7 separate regions of the Mus musculus genome follow, and all the other regions are linked to region 6. Evidence: chromatin loops called from intact Hi-C (ENCODE). Cell type or tissue: left cerebral cortex. All regions are shown on one strand.

The links. A loop is a pair of places that touch in the nucleus more often than their neighbours do. Peaks named below come from ENCODE experiments on the same cell type or tissue, not always from the same donor. Only the 100,000 strongest peaks of a DNase experiment are listed, where the experiment ranks them.
Region 1: a loop joins it to region 6, with 4 times the contacts of the local background. A loop is called at or near these places in 10 of 42 quality-filtered maps.
Region 2: a loop joins it to region 6, with 2.2 times the contacts of the local background. A loop is called at or near these places in 4 of 42 quality-filtered maps.
Region 3: a loop joins it to region 6, with 5 times the contacts of the local background. A loop is called at or near these places in 12 of 42 quality-filtered maps.
Region 4: a loop joins it to region 6, with 2.7 times the contacts of the local background. A loop is called at or near these places in 3 of 42 quality-filtered maps.
Region 5: it touches region 6 in a loop (2.5-fold over the local background); 9 of 42 quality-filtered maps call a loop at or near these places.
Region 7: a loop joins it to region 6, with 2.5 times the contacts of the local background. A loop is called at or near these places in 8 of 42 quality-filtered maps.

What each region holds. Positions count from the first base shown.
Region 1 is chr15:6,881,854-6,885,853 of GRCm38, forward strand. No RefSeq gene overlaps it. Among named protein-coding and RNA genes, the nearest start is that of Osmr, 9.5 kb to the left of the region's middle. In left cerebral cortex, CTCF peaks have their summits at 508 (motif pointing right) and 2,182 (motif pointing left); DNase peaks (open chromatin) are centred at 517, 1,563 and 2,185.
Region 2 is chr15:6,568,891-6,572,890 of GRCm38, forward strand. It overlaps a transcript of Fyb not described here. Among named protein-coding and RNA genes, the nearest start is that of Fyb, 9.0 kb to the right of the region's middle. In left cerebral cortex, a CTCF peak has its summit at 2,191 (motif pointing left); DNase peaks (open chromatin) are centred at 482 and 2,196.
Region 3 is chr15:6,235,925-6,239,924 of GRCm38, forward strand. No RefSeq gene overlaps it. Among named protein-coding and RNA genes, the nearest start is that of Gm16311, 72 kb to the right of the region's middle. In left cerebral cortex, a CTCF peak has its summit at 2,441 (motif pointing right); DNase peaks (open chromatin) are centred at 1,968, 2,447 and 3,679.
Region 4 is chr15:7,233,311-7,237,310 of GRCm38, forward strand. It overlaps Egflam (EGF-like, fibronectin type III and laminin G domains), which reads right to left. Exons shown (of 22, transcript NM_178748.6): 16 at 875-991. Among named protein-coding and RNA genes, the nearest start is that of Lifr, 110 kb to the left of the region's middle. In left cerebral cortex, no CTCF peak of the experiment used is centred here; no DNase peak of the experiment used is centred here.
Region 5 is chr15:6,705,842-6,709,841 of GRCm38, forward strand. Rictor (RPTOR independent companion of MTOR, complex 2) reads left to right here and starts at 2,540. Exons shown (of 38, transcript NM_030168.3): 1 at 2,540-2,610; 2 at 2,792-2,839. The coding sequence starts at 2,562. In left cerebral cortex, no CTCF peak of the experiment used is centred here; DNase peaks (open chromatin) are centred at 1,999, 2,614 and 3,473; H3K4me3 peaks cover 2,487 bases; H3K27ac peaks cover 2,053 bases.
Region 6 is chr15:6,623,938-6,627,937 of GRCm38, forward strand. All of the region lies in intron 2 of Fyb (FYN binding protein), which reads left to right. Gm2245 (predicted gene 2245) reads right to left here. Exons shown (of 7, transcript NR_155272.1): 3 at 2,448-2,547. Among named protein-coding and RNA genes, the nearest start is that of Gm2245, 28 kb to the right of the region's middle. In left cerebral cortex, a CTCF peak has its summit at 2,009 (motif pointing left); DNase peaks (open chromatin) are centred at 774, 1,038, 1,742, 2,003 and 1 more place; H3K4me3 peaks cover 378 bases; H3K27ac peaks cover 998 bases.
Region 7 is chr15:6,499,494-6,503,493 of GRCm38, forward strand. No RefSeq gene overlaps it. Among named protein-coding and RNA genes, the nearest start is that of C9, 56 kb to the left of the region's middle. In left cerebral cortex, a CTCF peak has its summit at 1,568; a DNase peak (open chromatin) is centred at 1,579.

The DNA of each region.
Region 1 (4,000 bases), 260 kb after region 6:
ATGTGTGTATGTGTGTGTGTGTGTATGTGTGTGTGTGACTGTATGTATGTGTCTGTGTGTGTATGAGTGTATGTGTGTGAGTTGTGTGAGTATGTGTGTGAGTATGTGAGTTGTGTGTGTGTATGTGTGTGTGAGTTGTGTGTGTGTGGTGACATGTGTGGAAGCAAGAGGACAAGTTGTAGATGTCTGTCTCTGCTTTCACCGTGTGGGTCATGGGACTGAATTTAGGTTATCAAGGTCGTGTGCCTTCCTTCACTTGCTGAATCATTTTGCTGACTTACATTTTCTGATTGTTTTGTTTTCAGGATTCACTGGCTAGCACAAAACAAACTCGATTCTTGTGGACTTTTTGCTTCGTTTCCTTTGGTTTGTTTGCTTGCTTGCTTTTTTATAACTGAAGAGGAAATCGTCAGAGGTCTTGGTAGGGGAGCTGACATTTAAACCCTTGTAAGTAGGAAGTAGGAATTTAGCTAGCTGAGGAATTTCTAGGCATGTGTTCAGTCAGCAGAGGGCAGCGCTCAGCTCCTGGGCGCCTCTTTTTCCAAACATCACTGAGCCAACTTGTACGCTAGCTGTGCTAAGAATCACAAATTACATTCATTCCTCCTGAAGTTGAAGCCAAAGCCTATGTAGGACACCATCAGCAACAAGGCTCTCTGGATTGTGCAGGTTTTTCTGAACAAAGTAAATAAGCAAGCAGGTCAGGCCTTACGGAGCTTCAGCCTCAGTTCTATGAAAGGGGACACACAGCATAGGACCACTGCTTTAGCAAGCATACAGCCATGCCATTGTTTGTTTGTTTCATTTTTAACTTTTTATTGATTCTTTGTGAGTTCCACATTGTGCACCCTCAGTCCCATTCACTTTCCCTCCCCCTCGTGTCCATCCTCAGCCCTTGCAACCCCTCCCCCAAACCCACAAAAACACACATAAACGAAGCAAAGCATAGAAAACATCTTGTGGTGGAAGCTGTAGTATGTTACAGCGTGTCCCACAGTGTACTACTTAGTCTAACATCTTGTGGTGGAAGCTGTAGTATGTTACAGTGTGTCCCACAGTGTACTACTTAGTCTAACATCTTCACTGTGAATGTTCACTGCAGTGAGTCATTGGTCTGGTTTGAAGTCCGGATTCTATGTCACTGTCAGTACTGGATCCTCACCAGGACTCCTTTTGTATATCCTGTTGTTGCCCCGTGTCAAGTAGATTCTGCAGCTTTGGATCTATAGGCCCCGCCCCTTGATGTGCTCCAGCTGTTTGTAGATGGGGTAGATGTTAGGGTTTGGGGTAGGCCAGCTCAAGGCCCTGGATCTGGGCCTGGGTGGTAGCTGAGCTGGGCAGCCTGACAGCTCTTCTGCACCCACACCACAGGGCAAGCTCTCCAGCACTGCTAGGGCTAGGACACCTGATGCTGCCACTGGCAGAAGGCAAGGTCGGCTCTCCAGCTCCCATGCCCTCGGACCTCCAGCTCCAGCTCCATTGTGCTGCCCGGTAGCAGGAGAGGAAGTGCTGCAGCCTGAGAGGAGCTGAGCCAGCAGTCTGTCAGCTCTCGTGCCCTTGAGCATGCTCACCCAACACTGCTCTACCAGGGCCAACTCTACTGTGCTGCCCAGATGAGATGCAGGGCCAGCTCTCCTGCCTTTGATTGCAAGAGAGCTGAGGACCGGGCTAAAGGGTTCGGAGATTCCAATAGGGAAGTGCTTTCCAGAAACCACACTTATTTGTAAATCAAGATTGCTGAGTAAAGAAATCATTATTCAAAGTTTCTATACAGGACAAAGAAATTTATGACAGATTCTCAATAGGCAAAATACAGTCAGCTGGTTAAAAACAGGAAAATTTGCTAGAAATGGATGTATAATCTACTATATTGGAACAATTTATAAAGATGACCATGTCTGATGTGGATGGGATCCTGTGTTGACAGCTAATACTCAAATGCATCAAGTAGAAAGATAAATCAGCCAGTCTTTAATCAACTGAAATTTATAATGGAGAAGTTGCTACTCTCAGAAACTCCTTTGCTCCCAAGGCAACTCTCTGCAAAGATACTGCGGGCGGGCGGGCGGGCAGGATGCTGACTTTCTGCTGTGCACCTGTGCCCTTGACTTGATACCAGCTTTGGAACTCATCTCAGAGCAATGAGAACTGGGAATGGGAAAGAAGAGGAGAAAGGCGCCCCCTAGTGGCTGCCTCTTAGAAAGTGGGCTATGGAAGGAATTTGCTTTAAGCATTATTATAGAGAGCAATGAGGCTTAGTCTCCTATCACAAGCCTCCCAGGCAGAGCCTCTGACTAGATTTTGTCCCCTATAAAGCATTCCTTGAAGAATATACTTCAATTTCATTTCACTTAACTGGGAATGGAGTACACGGTATTGACGTATGTTGAAAAGTAAAGTTCAGAACCATCAAGACAGGAATAGGGAGTTGAGCAATGGAACTGTGCCCTGCAGAAGACAGACCAGACTCCACTCCTAACACAGCACGGAGACATAGGACTTCATAGCTAAGATGGAGAATAGGGCCAGCGGATGGGAAACTGCTGAGGGAACTATCACAGAGTTCTGCTTAGACTGACCGTGTGCATGATGAAGACAAGCCTGGGTGACCAGTGTTACCTGGCATGGTAGAGGGTATCTGATAAGGGTATTTATTTATTGCGTGGAGTCAAGGACTCTGGCAAAATCCTCACAGATGAGGTAATATGCGAACTTTCTCCCGTCTGAAGAACATGGGACACATTCAAAATTAACTGTTTAGTCTCTTTCTTTCTTTCTTTTTTTCTTGAGGGGTGGGTTTAAGACAGGGTTTCCCCGTGTAGCCTGGGCTGTACCAGAATTCACTTTGTAGACCAGGCTGACCTTAACTTGGAGATCTGTCTGCCTTTGCCTCCCAAGTGCTAGGATTGAAGGCATGTGTCACTGTACCTTGCCAAAATTAACTTTTTAAATGATCTTAAGTTATAAAAGATTGAGCAAACAGGGAGGATCACGTGGGTTAGAGAGAACTGGGGTCCCCAGAGGAGTGTCTGTCTGTGAAGTGTACGCTGTGTGCCGGGATGACTATTGAACAAACCAGTGGCAAATACTGGGCCCTCAACTCCAAGCTACCTCCATTCCTGTTAGCGCTCATGAGTGCAGGGCTCAGCAGAAAGACAGGGCCTTCATGGTCCATGCATACTGTTTTCTCAGATGTACCGCTGCAGAGACACACTGTGTACTAACTGGGAGCCTTGGTAGAGTACGCTCAACCACATAGTATGAGTCCCTTCTCACGTACCTACCTAGCAAGGAGGATGGATGCAGGCAGAGGTCCAGCCCTTGCTCCACTGGCAGCCTTGAGCCTGGGCCGTTCTGGAAGCACCGACTTGGTGTAACAGGCACAAGGGTACTAGTGATGGTTAATTTCAGATGTCAGCTTGAGATCCAGAATCACCTAGGAGATGAGTGTCTGCGCATGCCTGGGGGAGGGGCTGTCCTGATTGAGTGAGTTGATGTGAGAAGGACTCTCACTGAGAGTGGCACCAGGCAGGAGAAACTGGGTGGGGCATAAGCATCCAGCCCTTTCTGCTTTTAAATTGTGGATGCACTGTGACGTGGCCTCAATCTCCTGCCATACGACTCCATGATGGATCATGTCCTCTAACTTTTTTTTTTCTTACATTGGACATTTTACCACAACATCAAGACAGGGAGCCATTAGAGCACCTTAAGTGCTGGTGGCCTGTGTGTGCAGTGCGCCATCCCTTAATGGAGGTAGGCACCCTGGGATTTACTGTGAAACTAATGACAAACATTTTCCCACAGTCCTGGGAAAGTCCCGAGGCGTGTCTCACATGCTTATAGTTGGTCCTAAAATCGAGATTTTAGGGTAATTAAGCTAATGTAAATGTTCCATTTAAGATTGTTGTGATAGCGGCTTGTAGGGGCAAGTGCAATTATTATTACCACTTTGTGATGGAGACACAGAACAATTTGAAGCAGCAAAGCTTGGATCTTA
Region 2 (4,000 bases), 55 kb before region 6:
TACTTGCCTGGTTCGCTTTGCTGGGCTGGGGATAGTACTTGGCTTACAAAGGTGGTCTTTCATGTTATGAAGGAAGGAAGAAATTAAGTAAAACTTGCTAAAATCCTAGCTGTTGTTTCTTAACACAAATTGTTGTCTTGTCCTTTGCTTTCCCCCAGAGTTTGAAGGAGAGTCTCACAAAAACATTAGAAGTGAGTCCATGGGGCTCTCCAGCACATATGCCACCCACACGCACATCCCTTCATCTCTAGACCACAAGCAGACTTAGGCCCCAAGTATTGCACACACTGGGTGAGGGGACTTTCCCAATCAAGATCATAGCAACTTGGCCTCCACAGCAAGGTGACAGCTCCGGGTATACAGAGAGATCTTGGAACCAAAGTCCTCACAAGTTACTTCCCTTGTACATAATCGTGGCTGCTAGAACTCTGGCTTTGCTCTTTTGCATATCACATGCTTGGTGGGAATGAGAGCAGAAGTACACGGGCTGAATAGACACTTTTTAGTTCCCGTCTTTTCCCCCTTCTTGCTCAATATCCTGAGGCCATAATTGAACTGTTTTTGTGCATGTAAGCCTGGCACAGGGAGAAAGAGGCAGCTCATTCCACCATCCCCCTACACATAGCCCCGACAGGCATCAGAATATGCCACCATTCTTGGAGTTTGCGTGCAGGACAGATACAGCAGCTAAAGCAAGGGGATACAAGTCACGGGCCCCAGGAAGATGCACTAAATGAGCCTCTCCATCTTTCTACATCTTCTGCAGCGACCAGGTAACAGCTATGCCCAAGGTCTCTTCTTTCACATCCATGTACAGATTGTTTTTACAGTAGGGGATGATGAGACCTCCAAATCCTGGCAGGACAGACTGCAGCTGGGGAAGTGGACGAAAGGCGCATGCCCCGTTGGAAAGCAGCAGAGGAGACAGATATCAGATGCTAAATCTCAGCCTCATCTCAGCCAACGCAGCCAGGGACCTGTCTACCAGTTGCGTTTGCAGGCCTCTGTGCCCTGCAGCCTCTGGTCTTGCACGTGCTTCTGGTCCAGAGGCACTACCCTACTGCCTGCAGAGCTGGGCACCAGCAACTTGCCTCATTCTGGCTCTTAACAAATGTGGGTTTGCCCTCATGATGGGGATTGGGAAGCGCTGCGTTCAGTCTCATTCAGACTTTAAGCTATGGCAGGGCATAGGGTTTCTGTGAGATTCCCACAGTGACAAAGAAAAGAGGCCATATCCCCAGTGGCCCTCGTTCTCCAAACAGGCCCTGGCAACATGGATAGATGATGACAAACAGCTATAAGTCAGACAAGGAAGACTTTTGAGAGGGATCAGTAACTACACATTTGAGTTGCAAGCTTTGCTCCTCTTCTATGCACTGCTGTGCGCTGCTTTTGAAGAGTGTAAGACTGTTTTTTTCCTCTTTCATTTACTATATTTATATTGAAGTCATTAAAAGGGAATGGACCTTGAACTCTACCTCCTATCTTCTGTGTAACTCTGAGAGAGCCATATAATGTTTCTAAGCTTCCTTCTTTACAAGTGGCTATAATAGTAGTACTGGCCTCAAACATTGGTTGTGGGGATAAAGTTGTATATTAAATACTAATGCATAACACTACATTATTGGTACTTGCTATGTGAAATATATTGGCACCGGGTACAGACTAATTCATATAGAGAACCAAAAGAGTGTGCAGTCCCATAAGCAAAGTCATAACTAGATATAGCCTTTCTCTTCCTGCTAGGAGGGGAACTTACTGAACAGATATATATACACCAATGTGTGTGTGTGTGTGTGTGTGTGTGTGTGTGTGTGTAAGATCAGACACAGACTGCAGTGAGTCCTAATGTCCCAAGAAGCTAGCAACAAACAACAAGAGGTGAAGGGGCAAGAGATGAAGCTATTCTCTTCAACCCAATCCCATCCTTAAAACCCTCTACTCAGGCAATCACTAATAGCCAAGAGCTTGTAGCTTGGGAACACTGTGAGAAAAGCTGGTCTCCTATTTCAAAACAGGGGAGAAAGGCTGGGAAAGACTCATTTCCACAGATTCAATTCTACATCCCTGTCATTTCCATCTCTTTAACACCCATTGGGGTCTAATTCCCTTCCCCCCTTCTTCCCTCCCTTCTCCATTTCCCGGTAGAGTAGTATCTGGGGAAATGCCGGGAGTGATTATACTGCCATCTAGTGGCCCACAGACTAAGTTCACCAGGTGGCTGGGACGTTCTCAGCAGCTTGGATGCTCAGTTTGTAGCTTCCCACTTGGCATCTCAAGTTATCAACGCAGGGCAGTCCCGGGATGCGCCAGAGCTATGAATTTGTCTGAAGTCGTGCTGGGGGCTGCCTTTGAAGAAATGTTACTAAGAACATAGTGGAAGTAAACTGTGTGTCGTTAGAAGGTTTGGGCTCTCTGACTCCTGAGGTTGTAGCTTCAACATGAAAATGTAAGCTTGGTATATATTCAACCATGTGCCAGCTGTGAGCGGTGGGTAAATGAATGAAGTCTCTGTGCCTTGGTTTCTTTATCTGTAAAATGAGCATTGAGCTAAGAATTTATTAAGTGACACCCAAAATTTTCCTGGGCCAGCATAGGTTATCTGTGATCCGACAGCTGATGGCAATACAGCTACCAATGTCACAGTAAGCAGTGCAGTGTATAAGCAAGATAAAGGCCCAGAGTGGGGTCCCATGGGTCATCCAGACAGACCCCTTACCCTGCTTCTTGCTTGTAAAAAATGTGGGGCATTGAATTGTCCAGTGTTTAAGGCTCTGTCTCTTTCTCAGACACTGTGACTCTATGCTAGGGTCACCATTAAACTGGTTTAGCCATAAGGCCCAGTTTGACACATTTTCTTCTTATTAAAGCTTGGGGCTGAGCCTTTGTTTAACTACTGTGCAGTTGCTGGGAGTGAGCAGAGGGGTCAGAATGGCCTCTGCATTAACCAGAACAGTCACGGATGTGTCCAGACAGAGGTGAGAAGGCAACAGAAGCTGTCGAATCCAAAAGGCATTTTCCCGTTAGGAAGTAGTCTGGCGGTTCTCTGGTGATGTGGAAAGCTTCAGGCTGACCCTGTTTGCATGGCTCTGCTAACCAATCGAGTTCCACAAGCAGAAAACCAGGCAAGTTATGGGGCTATCTATCTATAAGCTCAGCATATTATACTTTGTGTAGCGGTTTGTCTTCAGTGTCAACCTGATGGGATTCAGAGTCACCATGGAAACATGTCTAGGACAGGGTTGTCTGATTAGGTCAATTAACCAAAACTCAAATGGGACTGTTCTATGGGCTGGGTTCTCAGATCAGTAAAAGGGTGTGGGGCTGAACTGAGCACAGCATCCTGACTGGAGATGTGATATGATCAGATACCTCATGCCCCTGCCACACCGTATCTTCTTAGTCCCGATGAACTATCTATATCTTCAACAACTTTAAACCAAAATAAAATGTTCCTTCTTCCCATAAGTTGCTTTTTTTCTTCAGGTAGTTTGTTGCAGCAACAATGCTGTTAACTGACTCACTCAGATAATCACCTGCCGGGACATGTATCCTAGGATTAGGTCAGAACAACTTATGACCTTGCTTGAGCAGGATAAATATGACCAAGGCTTCTCTGTTCTAATCACCAGCTGGATGCTCCCCAGGGGTGAGGGTGAGGGAGCCACAAACATTACCCTGTGATGTAATCATATGAAGAGCCCTTTCTACTTTTCTCTCTAAACTTCGTCCATGTAGGCACTTGAACCCGCACAGAAATCTAACACAAGGTGTTTCATATGAAGCTACGTGTTTTAGTTCCTAGTGACTTCTGTTACAAAGTACCATCAACTGTGGCTTGTAACAACAGAAGGAAGTCTTAAATCAGGGCATTGGACCTAGCCAATCTCCAATGGCTCTCTCCCTCAAGAGGCTTTCTTGAAAGAGAATGTTCTTTCTCATTTTATCCCACCAGACCATTGAGGTCCTCTTGCTCACGTGCCTTCTAAAAGCAGTGGTT
Region 3 (4,000 bases), 390 kb before region 6:
ATCCTCCCCAGTATGGCTTTGGATGACAGGTTATCCATTGGTTTGGTTAAACACGCTTTGAGATGCAGCGGCAGTCGGTGGTACTCTTACCTAGTCCTCCTCCCCTGCCTCCTCTCCCTACCCATGAGACCCACTGTGGGATGCTACCACTTTCTATTGCCCCCTCCTTTTTTTTTTTTATCCTGCTTGCTCTTTCCCCACCCCTAGTCAATATTTTTCATTTTAGTCCACCTTAGCATATCCAAGCCAACGCAACAGGTCTAAAAAATAGCATCTGCTGTGTAATAAAGAGCACTGCTTATGACTATCAACCAATTGAGTGACAGGAACCGTAAGCATGATGTCCTTGTGGGAATTCAGAGAAAGAAAAAAAAAAAAAAAACTCATTTCGAACCAATGTATATAAAGTTTCCATGGGAGAGGGATATTTTGAGCTATCTGGAAAGATCTCAAAAGTAAGCTTTACTGAAGACCGGGAACTGGCCGTTTGAGCTTGGAAAAGACTAAGCACAGAAAGAGAATCTAGAGGCTGGACATGTTTCATCATTGGCTGGCACGTAAAGTACATGCTCTGTCCCAGTTCCTCGGAGGACCAAAAGGGGAGTGTGGGACTCCACCGTGAAGGGACGCGAACTGGTCAACAAACAAATCTCAGTGGCCTGCAAAACACACAATTGTTTATCATTCGTGTGGCCCAGTAGTGGCTGTGACCGCCGCTGTGATTCTTTCTTGTGCCTTCTCACACTACTCTGTACTCAGCTGAAGGGGCTTCCCAAGGGACAGGACTTCCAGAAACATACCACAGTGTTAGAAGAGTGCAGATAAGCCACGTGGCATGTCTGCTCATAGCTCATTGGCCAAAACAAGTCACGTGGTCAACCGTGCCAGCTATAGAGCAGAGAATACCCTCTAAACACAGGAAACACTGAAAATTCCATAGCAATGCGGATATATCCTCGCTTTGTAGAAAGGAAGCCTATACAGTTAGTAAGAATAGATCAATCTACCACCAATAAGAAATTGATAAAATGCAAATGCTTACTATTTAATTAGACTTACATTACACTATCGCCAGTGTAAACGTCGGTATGGCATGGGGAGAAGGGAGAATATTGAATGGTCCAGACAGGAAGTGATGGCCGACTGTCAAACATGGGTAAAGCATATCCACAGTGAGAGCAAGGATCCTCCTGTGAGGACCAGGCGCTGCCCTTCCCGTGATGGAAGTGATCCAATGAAGTATCAATGAAGGCATATTGATAGTGGTGTATGGGCAGACAAACTGACCCGTGAAACACAATAAAAAGTTATTAAAAGCCTCTTGCAAATAGTTATCCAACTCATGATAGAAGTGTCACGACAACGTTACAAGGACAGGATTTTTTTTTCTTCTTGAAGCAATAAAACAGGACAGTGGACACTGCCTGTTATTATTTAATGGTGGCAGCGATGAGTGATAAGTCAGACTATAGCTTTTGATGGGGAGGGGAAAAAATAAATAAAACAGTCATGCCAGACAAAGAGATGACCGCAGATTAGCACTAACTTGGCAAGTATGTCTGAAATACAAGGAATGTCTCACTTCCCAGGTCATAAATACCCCCGTGCAGGTGTGTTGTTATTGTTTTGTTTTGCTTGATTTTGTTTTAACACCATGACACATCAGGGGTTGAGTGGACAGTCTTCAGCCTTACTAGATCATATAATTACTAGATCATATATAATCACTAGATCACATAACCACTGCACCATCTAGCACAGGAACAGGCGGGCAGGAAAAGCCCTCCCCTCCCGCTCTTTAACCTTCAAGTTGTTGGCTCTAACTCAGCAGTGCACCCAGTCCGCCCTTGAACATCTATTGCTGAGGGTCGTGTGCTTCTGAGCCACTTCTCAAGAGACAGAGATCTGTTGGTCAGATTATGGGCAGACCTGGTTAGTCAGTGGTTTAAAGCTACCACATCGGTGACGCAATCCCTGGAACTTTGTGGAACTTTTAAGGCCAGATTCCCTGCTGTGCGAGGTAAAGACACTCTCTCCACTTGTTCCTACTGATGAGTTGAAAAGCATTTGTTCACTTAAACAACTTTTTTTGGAGTAGGGCAAAAGGACGGACTGGGACAAGACAGTGAAATGTGAACTGAAGGGAATGGAGGGACAGGCCAAATTGGCAGATGGCACGTCTCGTTTCAGCTTTTAAAAATAATGTTGCTTTAAGAACAAGGGGGAGAAAAAAATCTCAAGCCAAGAAACATCAACAGTAAGTTTTCCTTCTTTCCCCTCTTCAGATATGCTGAAGCCAGGTTTAATTTTATGTCAGGAAAGAATTCCCTCCTGAGATTTTCCTGGCTACGGTTCAGTTGAGGATAATGTTTTCCAGCCTTGTTTCCAGAGGCCCTGAAAAGCTGAAGGGAAACGGGCAAGCAGTCTTGCAGGTCTCATCCTGAACCAGCAGGGGGCGCTGTGATGACAAAGAAATCCCGGGCCTCTCGGACCTGGGTGCTGTCTGAATGCAGGCAACTTTAGGTATCGTTTCTGAGGCTAGCTAAAACTTGAAACATTTACAAGTTGCATTTATATTTCTTACTTAATACAAAGCCTTCATGCTTCATTTTCAATCCAAAGGGGGCGGGGGCTTAGATATTTGAATAGATTTCCAGAAATGTGCAACGCCCAGCCTTCTTTCATGATTATTCAGGTCATTGTGTAGTGAGATGCCCCATGGATGTCTAAATGGGACACCCAGAGCACTTAAAAGCCATTGCAAAAATATCACCCAAATGTACCTGCCCTTGCTGAGTCATGGCTGCTAAAATCGCTTAACCGTTCGATACGCCTTTGTTTTCAAATTGCTTGAATCCACTTAAAACTTGAGGAGGAGTAAGACAGGGAAGCTAGACACACTGATTATCATCACAACCAATCTTTGACTCTGAGTTCACCAATGTGTTTGAAGTCCTACACTACATCCACACAATGTAATTCCCCCGCCAAGTTAAGAATTACGTGACTATCAGCATTGCAAAGGACTCTCAGTCTCACCTACCCCTGGGTACTCAGTTGCTTCCAGCATCTATAGAACCCTATGAATGCAACCTTACAAAGCTAACATCCAACTGTTACTAACATTGCTTGTATATAAGTCTGGGATGCCATATAGGCAATGTCTGCAGGAGTATGATGTGGAGGTTTCAAAAGATAGAAGTCCTGAATCAGTTCAGGGGACTATTTCAGAGACCCGGGTGCAGTTCTGAATGTTTATACTCCAAGCACATGGATTTTGGAGTAGGTATGTATTACTTCTCAAGAGGCAGGAGCTGAGGGGCCAGACAGAAAGAAAATAGAAAGAGATGTCATATTCATCTGCTGCTATCAAAGTTTCTCTTTCTCCTTCCTCTCTCTCCTTCCTTGCACTCTATCCATTTATCTCTGTGTCTTTCTCCATCTCCCTGTGGTAGCTGTTGGGGGCCTGTAATCTTGCTACTTATTTGCTAACATAGGCTAGCTATTGATGCTCTCTGAGAATCAGGTCCCCTGACTTCTACTCTCTCTGAAGAGCAGAGCTGAGTCTTTTAGGCCTAGTGATTTGGAAAATCTGATTTCACATCTCCAAACCACTCAAGTCCTAATTCTGGGCACGTGCATTCCATATCTTCTTGCAGCTGGAACCCCATCTTGGTAAGGCAATTGAGCAAACTCACTTACGTGCTAAGTAGCATCCTGTTAAACCCCAGGAATCCCCAGTTTTGGCTTTAAACTGAGTGACTGCTGCTTCTTGCATCCCTTCTTTCTCCAAAAGTGATCTCCTCTGTTGCCGTGACACGCAGGCAAACCTGTAGTCTTTCCTCAGCAACTGACTAAATTAGATCAAGAGTAAGGGAACAGTTCTCTGAGTACTCTTCCACAAGAGATTGTAGAGAGGAAGGCTGGGTACCCCCATTTTTCTTCCCTCTGGGAAAGAGAGAAATTGCCTTTGACTGTGTGCACACAGTATTCTGTAGCT
Region 4 (4,000 bases), 610 kb after region 6:
ATTTTTTTTTTTTTCCTGAACTAGCAGTGAGACATGAGGACACACACCAGGGGCCTTTCTCAAGGACAGTCTTCAAATTACAATAGTACCATCTCTCATCTCTCGGTGTCACAGCTCCTTCATCTTTTACTCTCATTCTTTGTCACGGGTCCTACTTTGGTCCCCACACCACCCTTCATCACTAAAGGGAAGCAAGATGAGGCTAACCCAGGGTCCAAGTTCACTTTTCTTCCATGCAGGCATCCCTGCATGTCTGGGCTCTGAGTCACACTACATGTCTGTAGCCAAGGAGCCCAAGGTCATCGAGACCCAAGGGATCTTGAGCATCCCCAAGAGAATGAATAGGAGACATGAGAGTGCGGTCAGCATCGTCCACTAGCCAAGCAGCTCTTTTATCTTCACCCTTCTGGATCACGTTTCTGCAATCCCAGAGCTCGGTTTTATGATTGATGAGGAGCAACTGCTCGTGGGTGGGTGGGTGGGAATAACAGTTGGCTCTTACGCGGAGCAAAGGACACAATGACTCAGAGAAAGCCGAAGAACAGGGAGCTTGCTCCACGCACCTCCACTTGCTCCTTCCCTGGCTACACAGGTGTCTGTGGCATTCTAGTGTCAGTTATCTCTCCCAAGAGCCCTAGAAAATTTGGGGAATTTCTGCTGAGAAAAAAATCACCTCCACTTTATAGAATCACTCTGTATTTAACAGAAAGCCAGGAACAGGTGTTTGGAGAACTAGACTGTGAGTATTAAAAAAATAAAATCGTAAGCATTTTGGCATTTTCTCAAACCCTCTTCCTGAGGCACAGAAGATAACACCGATTATATCACTATGTACAGCCAGAGAGATATCAAGCCTGAGGAGGCAAAAGCTTACCTTCTGAATGCTCCCACTAAATGGATGGAGGATCCCCGAGTTCTTCTTGACATCATCGTAATTTGGGACTCCACCAATAAAAATGTCCGTATTACACTTAATCTGGGTGAAGCCTCCCTGTCAAGGCATAAAGAAAAGCAAGTGACAGACTAACCTCAGGACAGATGCCGACAACAGTCTCGAGAGCCATCACAGCAACCTGGTCATGCATTGGCCGGACCTTCACATTGTTTTGTGAGGTAACTGACCTTGAATGTCAGGAAGTTTCTTAGCCTCCCTTAGACTCAGTTTTATTGTGTGTAAATAGATCATAATATCCAAATCTCAGAAGCATCTGAATGTGTGTGCAGACTACATCACTGTTGATGGGTGTGTAGTGCCATTCTCTACTCGGAAAAACTGCTTCCAACCAGTGGAGCTCTGATGAGATCATGGAGCAGAAAAGCAATGAACCCTTCTGGGCAGAGGATTTCAGATCTTGGAAGTGAGTCTCTATACCCTTTCGTCTCTCTTCTTCCTTCAGTCCAGGTAATAAGAGGAAACTGCAGCTAGCCACTGGTGGCCATGTGCATGAGTGAGGACTAACACTCTGTTATAAATCGATGGCACTCTAGAGCAGTTGGTGCCACTCTAGCCTATTCTGAGGGCAGAGATGCTCTGTATTTAGACTTTGCACAGAGCTGAATGCATTATCAACATCCCAATATGTGCCTACTGCTCTGTTTGGAGATGGCATGGATAGAACTTCTCCAAGACAAAGGACTAAGGGAAGGCATAGGGCTGGGATTCTTGTGGTCAAATAAATGTAAAGAGCAAAGAAATTTTTCCATCCTCCCAGTTCTTGGGGGAACCTGTTATTGTTCTCCCTTGCATCTTAGGTAGCAACATGTGTATTACAATTAATGACTAAGCTCACTCAATATAACCCATAAGCAGAACACGAAGCTATCATAAGAAAGCAGCAGAAATAAACCAAACACCTGAGTTTACCTGGCATCAACTTTAAGAAACACAAACTAGTGTTCTTGGAGTTGGAATGATGGCTCAGTGGTTAAGAGTGCTTGTGGAACATCCTGAGGACCAGAGTTGAGGCCACAGTAACCATGTCACAAGCCAGGTATTTCACAAATGCCTCTGAGGGATCCATCACCCTCTTCTGAACCCCTGCCCCATGCATAGGTACATGTGTGCGCGCACATACACAGAAGCACATATAGCCACACATACACAGATACTCACACACATAAGTACTTTAAAAGATAATCATGTCTGTGATAGCATAAGTACAAATAATAGCATCATTAAGCCATTTAACAAACATGATTAGGCACCCACTTACTGTGCTCAAGCAATGTCGATGCCGGACAGACATTAACAGATAGGTGAGACCCAATCCTTGTCCCATGTGAGCTTATATACGGTGGAAAACATGGGCAAATCCATGGGTAGTTGGAATCAGAGCAGATGAGGACTGTCCAGGTTCCTTTGAGTATGCCTGAGGACAGGGAGGTCTCTTACCTCATCCTAGATGTACGAACTGGGAGAGCTGATCAAGGAAGAGTGGCAACTTTGGAATTGGAAGAAGTTGGGGCTGTGGGGTTTATAAGAAGCAGACAGGGTTGGGAGGACGAGGTAGTGCAGAGCCTCAGAAGTCATGCGAGGACTCTGACTTTGCAAAAGTCAACAAGTCTGAAGCAAAAGGCGGGCTGGGTGTTTTAGGATGATCATTAGTCAGAGAGAGGAGAATGGATTGGGGATCACAGAGGTGGTGAAGAGGAGACAGATGATCACAGATGACCATGCTCCATTTATCTCTAGGATTACCTCCAGGGCCTAGCTGCTACTGTTTGTAATGCTGGGGATGGAGCCTAAGGCCTGGCCCATGTCCATCCTAGACTAGCACATTACCAGTGAGCCAAACCATAGCCTCGGACAGGTCTCATTCCAATGCATGGTCATGAAGGAAACACAGGGGCTGCTGGGGATTCAGGCTGCCCAAGAGTATGCACCATCACAGACTTCCAAGCATCTCTCCCTTGTCTCTGACTCCAGAGCTGACAGAAACTATTAGAGGAAAGGAAGAAGGCTGTGGAGTCCACAGAAGAGTATTCTTTGAGTCTAAGTTCTGACTTTGACTCCCAATGTGTCCAGTAAATGGGGTGAGAGCAACTTTATTCTGGCTTTTGAAGAACCATCCCTCTTGCTGACAAGGAAGGGGGTAGGTAGCCTATAGTTTCATGCAAATTGTCCTCATCTCCTCTTTAAAAAAATTTTCTTTTGGATTTTGACCCTGGAAATAAAATCAACTACAGTGAAAAGTGCCCCGGCATCTACAATCGCGCAGTATTAACTGATGAGAGTAAGCAATGGAGCAACATGGAGACAACCATGTGCTAGGTACTGCTGTGGTTCGCTTACACAATTCTCCTGACTCTCACAACAACTCTCAGATGTGTGTTGTCATCAGCAGGATTCTCTCAACTGATCTAAGGATAACGATTCGATCAGAAAAAACGAAACTCAGGAGTCAGGTGACCAGCTTGAGCTTACCCCACTGGTGATCGGTGAAGCCGGATTTTGGAAGCTCAGGAATCAGGTTCTTGTCAAACATGCCATGCCTACACTGCTGTGTCTATGATCTCAGCTATCACATCATATAGATGACAAGGTCAGAGGTTGATGAGTGGCAGGGTAGAAAGAGCAGAAAGCAAGTTCTTAAAAGTGCCCTGGTCACTAAGTGTCATGGGTTGAATATGTTTGGCCCAGGGAGTAGCACTATTTGGAGGTGTGGCCTTGTTGGAGTAGGTGGATCACTGTGTGTTTGGGCTTTAAGACCCTCATCATAGTTGCCTGGAAGTCAGCATTCCACTAGCAGCCTTCATATGATGATCTAGAACTCTCAGCTCCTCCTGCACCATGCTTGCCTGGATGCCGCCATGTTCCTGCCTTGATGATCATGGACTGAACCTCTGAACCTGTAAGCCAGCTCCATCAAGTGTTGTCCTTATAAGACTTGCCATGGTCATAGTGTCTGTTCACAGCAGTAAAACCCTAACTAAGACACTATGTATTAACGAAGAAGTATAACTCAGGCTAATAAAAAGCCCTGTGAAGTCAATACTGTTG
Region 5 (4,000 bases), 82 kb after region 6:
AAGCAAGTCTTCTGGGCAGGCGAAAACAAATGAGGGGAGGACGGGTCTCAAGGGAGATTTGTAACACACATCACATCACAGAAAATAACCAGGCTTTTTATTTATGTTTTTCTTAATAAGTATCTTGTGTTCTGGGGCCAATTATGATTGACATCATTTAAAACTCAAGCATAACTTTGCATACTGTACAATGTTTATTATGTCTAAAGTCCTCATCCCTAGATGAGTGTCTTTTGTTCTTTTGGTCAGAAAGCCACCCACTTTAAGAGCAAATGTGGAGAACCCAATTCCCTGAAATAGAAACGGAAGAAAACAAACAATGATGGCTAGATTGAAAATGATGTGTGTTTTCCCCCTCCTGGAAGAGATGGAATAAATAAATAGTGGTCTTCAAATAAGGACACACAGTTATGAAGATGAAAGACTCGCAAGTTCCTCTACTAACTTAAAGTCAGTCAATTGTACTCACTTTAAAGAAAGCCTGGAACTTAAAGGAACTTACATCAGGCTAGGAAATGACTTAAAACAGGCGAGGATGGACATTAGCACCAGAAGGACCATTTGACAATCTGCTAGCATTTTATGGACAGATTTCTACTAATTTATTTTGTTTTTAGTGATTGTGATGTGTGGAGGGATGAAAGATAAACTTTTTCATGTTCTGGCCAGACCTCCAGCTTTGTGGTCTTCATCTAAGGCAGGAAATAGAATAAATAACTTCCATAGAGACTTGGAAGCTATATAAAAAGGAAGCAATTTTGTTGTTTATCAAGGCTTGTGCTGATAGTGTCAGGGAATATTTCTTTAAAGCACTGTAATTGTGTTAGATCCTTAAAGCTAAGTGCAACAGGGCAGCAGATGCCAGAATGCAGACTTCATCCTGAGATATGGGGTAGTACCCCAAGAGAGCAGCAATTCAAGTTTATTTTCCTGGTGTTTCTTTATTTTTCTTTTAAAAACTTTTGTTGCTTCTACAACTGTCATAGATCGACTATTGGTTAAAAGTCCAACCACAACTATTGGTTGTAGGTGACCAAGCAAGAAGAAAATATGCAGGCATGATCCCACAATTGAAAGGGGAATAGTAGTTTACATTCAGATACACATCTTGGATTTTTTTCCTTATATAATGCTTGTAAAAGTATTTTATAATGAACCATTTGAATTTTATATGTATTTCAAGCATTTATGAGTAAAGGAAATCTGTAATTGCTTACTTAATACCACTCTGTTAATATACTGGATCAACAAAGTCATTTTAAATTACATTTGCATAATTTCTACCTTTGGGCTTTCAAGTCTACAATTGCTCACTATTATTAACACGGAGAGTCTTTCTAATATTTTTTTATTTTTCTTTTTGATTTTAGAGAGGTTTTGGTTTGCTTTTTTTTTTTTTTTTTTAGTGAGAACATTATTATTATTTAGAACATTATTAGAACAAAAGGAGCTGAAGGTTTACACTAACAGATACTCGTTTTTGACGTCTGTACTAAAAACTAAGTGGTTAAGGCAAGATCTCCACTTTGGACTTTTAAGTCTGGAAGAGAGAGGTGAGGAATAGGAGGAGACAAAATATCCTCTCATTAAAGTAATCTAGCTTAAGAGAGTTGCTGGGTTAAGGGCCAAATGAGTGCGTACTAACCCGCTTCTAGAAACCCGTAAACTAATCCTTGTGACTAGTCCGCATTAAAAACATCGATCCTCGACATCGGCATCAGCCAGTGATGTAGGAGTAACAGAAAGCCAGGACGAGGCGCCCAGCCTCCTCCCCGGGCTCCGGGAGAGGAAACCCTGTCCCGGGCCTCCAGGCGCTGGCGCGCGCCGGGGAAAGAGTCCCGCGCTCGGGCGAGCGCCCTGCACGCCCGCTTTCTGCACTCCTTGCACGTCGGATGCCCGGCGGACCGAAAGCAAACCTCCGCCCTGCCGCCCAGCTCTCGGCGGCGGCGGCGAGCGGCTTTGCCTGTGATCAAGCGCGAAGCCGCTTAGCTCAATGGTCAGAGCGTGGGTGGAAAACAAACTTTGTTACGTGTTCACTCGGGGCGCCGCGGTTCTGGGAAAAGGATCAAAGCGACATTCCTAACTGTGCGCCGCGCGCCTTTTTCCCGGACCCCACCCTCTCTTTTAATAATAATAATAAAAATAATGGTAACAATTTTAGCCGATGAGTAAGGAAACGGGCTTTAAAGCCACGCGGGGAGTGCGGCGGGGCGGGCCAGCAGGTGGCCCGCCCGCATCCCGACCTCCGCCGCGCGCGCGCCCAGAGTCCCGGGCCACATCAATGGGCGCCCCCCCCCCCCGTGGGAACTGCGCCTCCCACCACGCCTGCGCCCCGACGCCCTGCCCGTGTCCCCCCGCCGGGGGTCGCATCCCACCGCCCAATGCGGGTCGGCACAGGCGGCGGCGCGTTGCTCGGCGCCCGCGGGCGAGCCTCCGTGCCGAGGGGCGGGGGCGCTGCCGCGGGAGGGGGGCGGAGGGGGCGGGAACGGCGCGCGGGGAGGGGAAGGGGGTTCTCGCGCGATCGGGCGAGGTTTCCGGTGTTGTGACTGAAACCCGTCAATATGGCGGCGATCGGCCGCGGCCGCTCTCTGAAGAACCTCCGAATACGAGGTAAGCCCGCTCGCCGCCCTCGCTCGCCTCACCCGGTGCGGGTCACGGGTCGCGGCGCTCGGCTTTGCTCCGGGCCTGGGGATGGGGTGGGGTGAGGTTGGACGGGGAAGACGAGCGGGGCGTCGGGCGCCGCCGGCCTGCGATGGATTCTAACTGGGGTTGTGTGTCTTGTCTCGCACAGGGCGGAATGACAGCGGCGAGGAGAACGTCCCGCTCGATCTGACCCGAGGTAACGCGGGCCGCCGCGGCCGCCGGGGAGGCGCGGGCAGCCGGGCGGGCGGGCTGGCAGGCGAGCCGCGCGGGGCAGCGAGGGGCCGAGCCCGCGCCCATCCCCCTGCCCCGCGCCCGGGTGGCCCGGGTTGCCCGGGGGGCTGAGCCCGCTCCGGGGCCTCGGGCGGCTGCGGAGCTCCCCGGCCGGCTCGGTCGCGTGTGTGTCCCCCCTCCGTCCGCTCCCGGGTCCCCCCACCTCCGGATCCCGGGGGCGGCCTTGGACGGGGTGGGTGGGGGAGCAAGGTAGAGGTTGTTATTTAGGTTGCTGGAGGATGTTTGTGGGAAGAGCGACCACATCCTGCCCTCCCCGTTCCCCCCAAGAGCAGATGCTGGACCCTGCCGGCTTCTTGCTCACTGCGGGACTGCTCTTCCCTGCCCGTGGGATCCTCTTGGGTGGGGTGGGGGGGGTCCCCGCAGCTTTTTGAGAACCCGGAGAGCCCGTGATGACTGCTAAGTGTCTGGTTCACGCCGCAGCTCCCTGCTGCTCGCTTCCCGTCTCCCGGGCCCGCTGGGGCTGTAGTTGGCTGGAGACCGCCCGCCCCCTCACTCGGCCGCCGCTTCATTGTGTACCTTGTGGCTGCAGTGGAGGAGAGCTGGGTTTGTTTACACCTTTCCCAGCAGGGCGAGCCCCGCGTGTGTTTTGTTTTTAAGAACCGCACCCGGCGAACGATCGGTATTTTCTTGCTTCGGTCACCGGCCCCCGGGCTGGTGTTTCATCTCCCAGTATCTCGCCGAAGCATCAGTCCGTTCTCTGCCTCCTTAAACAGGAGTTGGGTCTACAGATTCCGGACGGTCCGACTCCACAGCGCTGGAGTGGAGTGTAACTTAACTAGTTCTGCTGTTACGGAATCACTTTTTGAGATCCGTGAAACACCTTAGGACGTTAAAACAAGACAAGAACAGTCGTAAACATTGTATATACGACATGAATTTGGTTCCCCCACCCACCCTGTATGTAGTGACCGTCGTATAAAGTTATTTGGTGGATGTGGGATTTGGGGGACCCATCTCTGTATTGACTGCGTAATTCAGTTCTGTTTCGGTTTTTGTATTGTAAGAATCCTTCTGTGTAGACTGAAAGACTAGTTTTGATTTAGTTTCATGAACACGTGTTTGTTGT
Region 6 (4,000 bases):
CATAAATTCCACAATGAGGAAATATCTAGATGCGAAATCTCCCCCGCTGAAGGGGAAGTTAGATAAATACATAGAGGAAATGAAAGCAAAATGAGCCTTAGTCATGCTCAAGAGTATGGAGGAAATGGCTGGGTTGGGTTTGAGGCAGAAAAGTAGAAGAGGCATGTGTTTCTAAGCCTCTTATCCCACCTTCAGAGCACCCTTGGGATGCTGTTCCCTCCCTACTCAGAATCCATTCACAAGTCACAACCTATTGGGCTTTTAAAATATTCACTGGGACTGGAGAGATGGCTCCTTGGTTAAGACTGCTCTTAACCAAGTCTCTTCCAGAAGTCCAGAGTTCAATTCCCAGCAACCACATTGTGGCTCACAATGTGATGGGATCTGATGTCCTCCTCTGATGTGCCTGAAGACAGCAACAGTGTACTCATACATTAAAAAAAAAAAAAAAGGTGTGTAAAATAGTCACTCAATAAACCTTCAAGTCACTCCTCTGTGTCTTTTCTATTGAACTTCCGGGAAGGCCATGCACAAAACAGAGATCTCTGCTTCTATATGAAGCAAGGGCAGGAGAAACAGGAACTGACAGACAGATGGAAGACACTGCGGTGGGCAGTAAGGGTCAAGTGCTGAGGGAGAAAACAGGAAAGGAAAACGTGAGGGGTGTTACAGGCAGCATAGCGTTACAGCTTTAAACAGAGATGCGAGGGAGCAAAGATGCAAGGGGATGTGGGCGTTGGGCATAAAGCTGTGGGGGAGGGGCTGCTCAAGGCAGAGAACAGAAAGGCTGGAGTCTAAGGAGGAGGCGGGCAGAATTACACTAACAGCAGCAAGAGACACAATGGGGAAAGAGCCCGCTGTTGTAAGGGCTCTGCGTGCTGTGACAGTCTGCGACTGTCACGGTAAGTGAGATGCGAACCCCGATGGTTGCAGCACAGCACCAAGGTTTTTTGACTTTTGTTTGATTAAGGCCACTTTAAGTAGATGGGCAAACGCGGAGGCAGCACCAGAACCATTTAGACGGTGCAGAAATGCAGGCAATCTACCAAAGCATTCTAGCCAAGATGGGCTGTCCTCTGCAGAGGCGGCAAGAAATGTCTGCACTGTGGATACATTTTGAAGGGAACAGTAGCAGAATTTGAATTTATTAATGAAACTCACAGTGAGGATCGTGTGTGGTCTTAGCAACTGGAAAGTGCCTGCCACAGGAGCATGAAGTTTGTGCCCATCACACATTTAAAAGCATGTATATGGAACCCCATTTCTGACGAAGTGGAGGGGTTACGGATATGGCAGAGGCAGGTAGAGTCCCGAGGCTCATGGTAGCTAAATCAAGGGCTCTGGATTCACTGAGAAATACAAAGTGTAACGTGATAAAGGAAGATTCCCCAACTTCAACTGCCGGTCTAGACATGCATGCACACACGTAGAAAGAAACTGGAAAGAGCCAATTCAGAGTCTGTTCAAGGTGTGAAGCAAAGACACGGAGTAACAACTAGGATGGGAAGAATTTTGGTTCGTTTCTGTTTCTGTATCTTGAGTCAGGATCTCATGTCACTATAACCTAGGCTGATATTAGGTAGCAAGGGTAGCATGGAGCTTATATGAAAATGACAACATGCTTATATATGGTGATAAGAAATAACCAGCAAAGGCAAAAACAATGCTGTAGGCTGGGAAGAATTTCTGGAACAGAGTCTGGCTCAGCCTCAGTGAGGGCTGGGCTAAATGACTGACAGGTTAGAGCTTCCTGGGTGCACAGTGGAATCTCCAACCAGGAAGTGGGGAGGGAATTTGGGGAGATGGGGACTTTGACCATGCAGAACCTGCTCAGCTTCTGAAGTTATTCTAGGGAATAATTTCTAATCATGTCCTTCAGATCGATTTATGTTTCAGTCTGAAAGGTTTGAAGGTAAATGGGAACCAGAAGTCACGAATCATTTCAAAAATCTTGAGTTTGTGGGAGGCATGTTACCGGTATTTTAAATTGCATTCTTTCGCCACCTAGTGGGCAGAAAGCAGGCCGCTCATTACATTTTCCTGTAGTCTGACCAAGTGAAATGAAATCGGAAGGGGGAGCTTTTTGTTGTTAATGTTCAAGTCCATGTCTTTGACTATAGCACATTTCTTAGGGCTGTTTTAGAAGGAATCAGAATTGTATCAGTATAACCCATCCTTCAGATGGAACCCTGGGTTGAGATTTTATATACAAAGCAAATTTTCTGGGTATTAATAGTAATAAGACAGGAAACGTGAGGTAATAAGAAATAATAATGAATGGGAAGTGACTAAGGTCAGAAAAGGAAGGGCCAAGCGTTCTCCCTGAAGTCACTCTAGTTAGGACCAGGGATTGTTTCAAACAAGAATGTACCAGTGTGATCTTGTAATCAACTACAAGTGCTTTGAATTTTCCAGAACTGGACACTTGGCACATCAGATAGCCTTACCTAATTCCATTTGGCAATATTTGGCTTAGGCCAGTCATCGTTTGGAAATTTCTCATAGGTGAAATATAGAAAGACGTGTTCCCAAGGGAGGGGTCCATTCCTGAAAAGGGCAGGTATAAAAATAACGATATGTGTCACTTAGATTTCTTCACAAAAAAAAAAAAAAAAATCAGCAGTAAAAGGTTAAAAGCTAAACTTTTTTTTAATTAGATATTTTCTTCATTTACATTTCAAATGCTATCCCAAAAGTCCCTCATACTCCCCCCCCCAATCCCCTACCCACCCACTCCCACTTCTTGGCCCTGGCGTTCCCCTGTACTGAGGCATATAAAGTTAAAGGCTAAACTTACAAAGAGTAAATAAGAGCATTAAAATAAAATTAAAAAAATATATAGTTTCACATCTTTAAATGTTAAGATATAGAGCCTTTGTTTATTTGTTTTTGGTTTTACCTTCCTGGGAATTGAACCAGGACCTCACAGGCACTAGGCAAGCACTCTGTCACTGAGCTGCAACCCCCACCCCACCCTAAGAGTGCTCCAAAATGACGGGCATAACATTAAATGAATTTCATTTGGTTCTTTAGGCTGCGCAGGAAACAAAGGGCTGTAGTGAGAAGCCGGCTTGCAGGGACTCATCTCCTCAGATAAGCTTCCTGCTCTTTCTCCTCCCTGCCCACTGCCTCCTCTTGGCTGCCTGTGGTCAGCTGTGGCTGGTTCCTTTCTTCTCTCTGTGAAACTCTTCTTTATGCCTTCCTGGAACACTGAGCAGTTGGTGGCAACTGGACTTGGATCTTTTCAGGACATTTGCATCTATTTCTTATCCTCATCTTGGTCCATTTTATTCTCCACTGTCATGGCCATTGGGGTCACTATTTCATACTTAATATTTTAATACTATAAACTTCATGAACTCAGACCTATATAAAATGGCATCACACTTTATATGGCATAATATTGAGTCTATGTATACAAGTAACATCTCCTTGGGTGAGAAACACTTTGACTGAATGTGCCAATGCCTTTTGTCTTATTACTATTATTTATTTATTATGTATCCAGGTGTTTTAGAAAGTAGTCGATGAGTCCAGTGGGGGATGATGATGGTGATGGTGATTACATCATTTTAAACAAATGGCAATAATTCATTTGGGTGATAAAAGTACCCCTAGTCTCTGTATCATTAGTTCATTAAAAATACAAACACACCCAGAACTAGCAAGACAGGAGTTACTCTAAAAGTATTTTCAAAATGATAACTTTTATAGTAAATTAGCAAAGTGACAATCTATTTTATCAAAGGTTTTGTGGTCTGGTTATAGATAGAGACTTTGTAGCCCTGTAGAGGTGGACTGATAACACCCGGAAGCAGCAAAGGGCAGGCTTTGGAACTGGGTAATAACCTCCCAGAAGAGGCACTTTTATGAAAAACTTGGGTCAGGGGTCTACAGCAGGGGGATGACATGAAAAAAGAATACAGGGCGAGCACCTGACTCCAATCTCCAGAATTTACAGAAAGATGGAAGGACGGACCCAACCCCAGAGCATGCTTCT
Region 7 (4,000 bases), 120 kb before region 6:
AGCAGACTAGCTGTTCCTTGAGTTTCAGGGGACTCTTCTGTCTCTGACCCCATTTCTCCATAAGAGCTCTGGGGTTGTAGAGACTCCCAGCAGGTGTCTAGCTTTTAGTGGGCTCCAGGGGCTCCCTCTCAAGTCCCTGTACATGGAAAGTGCTTTTATACACTGAGCAATCTCTCCAGCCCTGAGAACTTTTGGTTTTTTGAAAAGTTCTAAAAGAAAGAAAAAGTAAGAAATGGGGCAAAGCGAGAATAGAAAGAAAGAGGAAAGAGAAGGAAATAGAAAAGAAGAGAATAGAGAAATGGGGGGGGGTCAAAATACTAAAAGAAAAATGCAAACTCAAAATTAGCTATTGTATAATTAAATATAAATATCACATAGCATGCCAATTTCAATGCTAGTCTTATGATTAAGTATTTCATACATCTATACATTTAGATATCTTTCAGTTCACAAATAATTCTCAGAACTGCATGTGATTACTGAGTGCATAAATTATTTACAGGCAAATTTCTAAATTACTTCTCCAAACTTTTAACAGAAAACAAAAATGTTGCTGGCTATGAGATGGGTTGTAATACAGAATGTTAAGTTTGATGTGGGAGACAATACTCAAAGTAATGACTCCTTGGGACTTAAATTTGTCCAGTGAGCTCAAAAGAAATCCCATATTTTGTACCCAAACACTGTATTAATCAGAAAGAATTGGGATTTGTTGAATATGCATAAATTCTGAACTCCATTCTTGATCCACTATTGAGAGGTTTTGATAGGGGAGCCTATAGAGAGACAGGCAAAGCTAGAGTAACTATTAAGAACTATTTTCATGGGCTGGCGAGATGGCTCTCTGGGTAAAAGCACTGACTGCTCTTCTGAAGGTCCTGAGTTCAAATTCTAGCAACCACGTGGTGGCTCACAACCACCTGTAATGAGATCTGACGCCCTCTACTCTCTACTGGTGCGTCTGAAGTCAGCTACAGTGTAGTTATGTGTAATAATAAATAAACCTTTGGGCTGGAGTGACCGGAGCAAGCAGGGCAGATCGGAGAGAGCAGAGGTCCTAGAAATTCAATTCCCAACAACCACATGAAGGTTCACAATCATCTGTACAGCTACAGTGTACTCACATACATAAAATAAATAGATAAATATTTTTTTTAAAAAAAGAATTATTTTCATGATTCTGAGTTGCAAATGTCAAACAAAGAATGTGAGGATGAACTGTCTGCTACCTCGGTCACCAGAGTTGATTCTTGAACTGGCTGGGCTGTGGGGGGTGTCCCTCCCCTCCCTCATGGTTCCATGTGTGTCCCTCTGAAGCATGGTTGAAAAAACAAGGACCTTCTCCAAATAGAGGAGGACTGGTCCTCAGACAAGGGTAAGAGTAGCTACACTCCCCTGCTAGAGCCTCCTAACAAGCTCTCAAATGTCAAGCAGAAAAGAACAGAAACTTGATCAGACCTCCTAGAGTCGGCTTACTCATTTGTCATAGTCCAGAAAGGGATGGATGGTAACTATGGAGATGGTCTAGGTCATTACATTTCAGTCACAGGCAAAGTATTTTTCCAGCAGGGTGCACTCTTGAGACATCACACACAACCCAATAGTGACCAGTACAAAAAAGGAAGTCTCTAACTCTAATGGAGAGAGGACAGCTAGATAGGAGGGGTGATAATGATCTACTGAGCAAGAGACAGTCTACGTACTTGTTTGTTTGGGAAAACCAGGTGTACCTTTGTCCATGCAGTGAGTGCAGTGCCTCATCCCATGTGCCCTCGGAAGGGTACAGCATCATTCTGTGAAAGACACGTGTGAGGATAACTGCCCTCTGATGTTCAAACTGCACATTAAAAACTGAACCACTATAGAAAGAGGCCATTCTCAAAAGGATTCCAGTATTTTTAGATGAGTAACTGTGTTTCCTGGGTCTTGGTGGGCTGAGGAAGGGCCAGAGCCTTCCAGGTTGTTACAAGTTGCCCTTTTCACACATGGGCTGCTTGTTCATTTCTTATCACTGACAATTAAACCTGTTGACTCTCAGTATAAATCTATCTGGGTTTTGGAACGTATTGTCACCCAACTTCACACCATTGTCTGTCCCCCACAGCCATTTAACTACAAGAGACCCAACAATGGCAGCTCCTGAGTGTATCCTAAACAGTTACATATGAGAGAGAGCCTAAAATGGTGGATCAAACATATGTTTAAATTTGTTAGGTTTTTTTTTTTTTTTTAGATATTTTCTTTTTTGTTTGTTTGTTTTGTTTTTAGTAGATATTTTCTTCATTTACATTTCAAATGCTATCCTGAAAGTCCCTATACCCTCCCCCCTCCCTTCCCTGCTCCCCAGCCCACCCACTCCCACTTCCTGGCCCTGGCATTCCCCTGTACTGGGACATATGATCTTCTCAAGACCAAGGGCCTCTCCTCCCATTGATGGCCACCTGAGCCATCCTCTGCTACCTATGCAACTAGAGACACAGATCTGGGGAGTACTGGTTAGTTCATATTGTTGATCCTCCTATACGGTTGCCAACCCCTTTAGCTTCTTGGGTAACACAGAAAGAGAACTTCAGACCAAATTCCCTTATGAATATTGATGCAAAAATACTCAATAAAATTCTTGCTAACCAAATCCAAGAACATATCAAAACGATCACCCATCATGATCAAGTAGGCTTCATTCCAGGGATGCAGGCATTGTTTAATATATGGAAATCCATCAACGTAATCCACTATATAAACAAACTCAAAGACAAAAACCACATGATCATCTCATTAGATGCTGAGAAAGCATTTGACAAAAATCCAACACCCATTCATAAGAGTATTGGAAAGATCAGGAATTCAAGGCCCATACCTAAACATAATAAAAGCAATATACTGCAAACCAGTAGCCAACATCAAACTAAATGGAGAGAAACTTGAAGAAATCCCACTAAATTCAGGGACTAGACAAGGATGCCCACTTTCTCCCTACCTATTTAATATAGTACTTGAAGTCCTAGCCAGAGCAATTAGAAAAAAAGGAGCTCAAGGGGATAAAATTGAAAAGGAAGTAGATATTTTCTTTATTTACATTTCAAATGTTTTCCCCTTTCCAGGTCTTCCCTTTGGGAACCCCCTATCCCACTCCCTCTTCCCCTGCCTCTATGAGAATGCTCCCGCACCCACATACCCACTCCTGTCCTCCCGCCCTGGCATTACCATACACTGGGGCATCAAACAGTCTCTGGCCCAAGGCCTCTCCTCCCACTGATGATCAACAAGGCCATCTTCTGCCACATAAGTGGCCAGCGCGTGGGTCATTCCATGTGTATTCTTTATTGGTGGTAGTTTCCAGGAGCTGGGGTGGGTGGGGGGGTGGCGTCTGGCCAGTTGACACTGTTGCTCCCTCCATAAGGCCCCCCTCAGCTCCTTCAGTCCCTTCTCCAACTCCTCCATTGGGAACCACTATGCTCAGTCCAATGGTTGGCTGCAAGCTTCCACCTCTGTATTTGCCAGGCTCTGGCAAAGTCTTTTCAGAGACAACCATATCAAGTTTCCATCAGCAAGCACTTCCCAGCATCCACAATAGCATCCAGGTTTGGTGGCTGGATATAGGATGGATCCCCAAGTAGGGCAGTCTCTGGATGGCCTTTTCTTTAATCTCTGCTCCACACGTTGTCTCCATATTTCCTCCTGTATTTTGTTACCCCTTCTAAGAAGGACCGAAGCATTCATATTTTGGTCTTCCTTCTTCTTAGGCTTCATATGGTCTTTGAATTGAATCTTTGGTATTGCGAACTTTTGAGCTAATATCCACTTATCAGTGAGTACATACCATGTTTGTTCCTTTGTGACTGAGTCATCTCACTCAGGATGATATCCTCAACTTCCATACATCTGCCCTCGAATTTCATGAAGTCGTTGTTTTTAATAGCTAAGTAGTACTCCATTGTGTAAATGTACCACATTTTCTGTATCCGTTCCTCTGTTGAGGGACATCTAGGTTGTTTCCAGC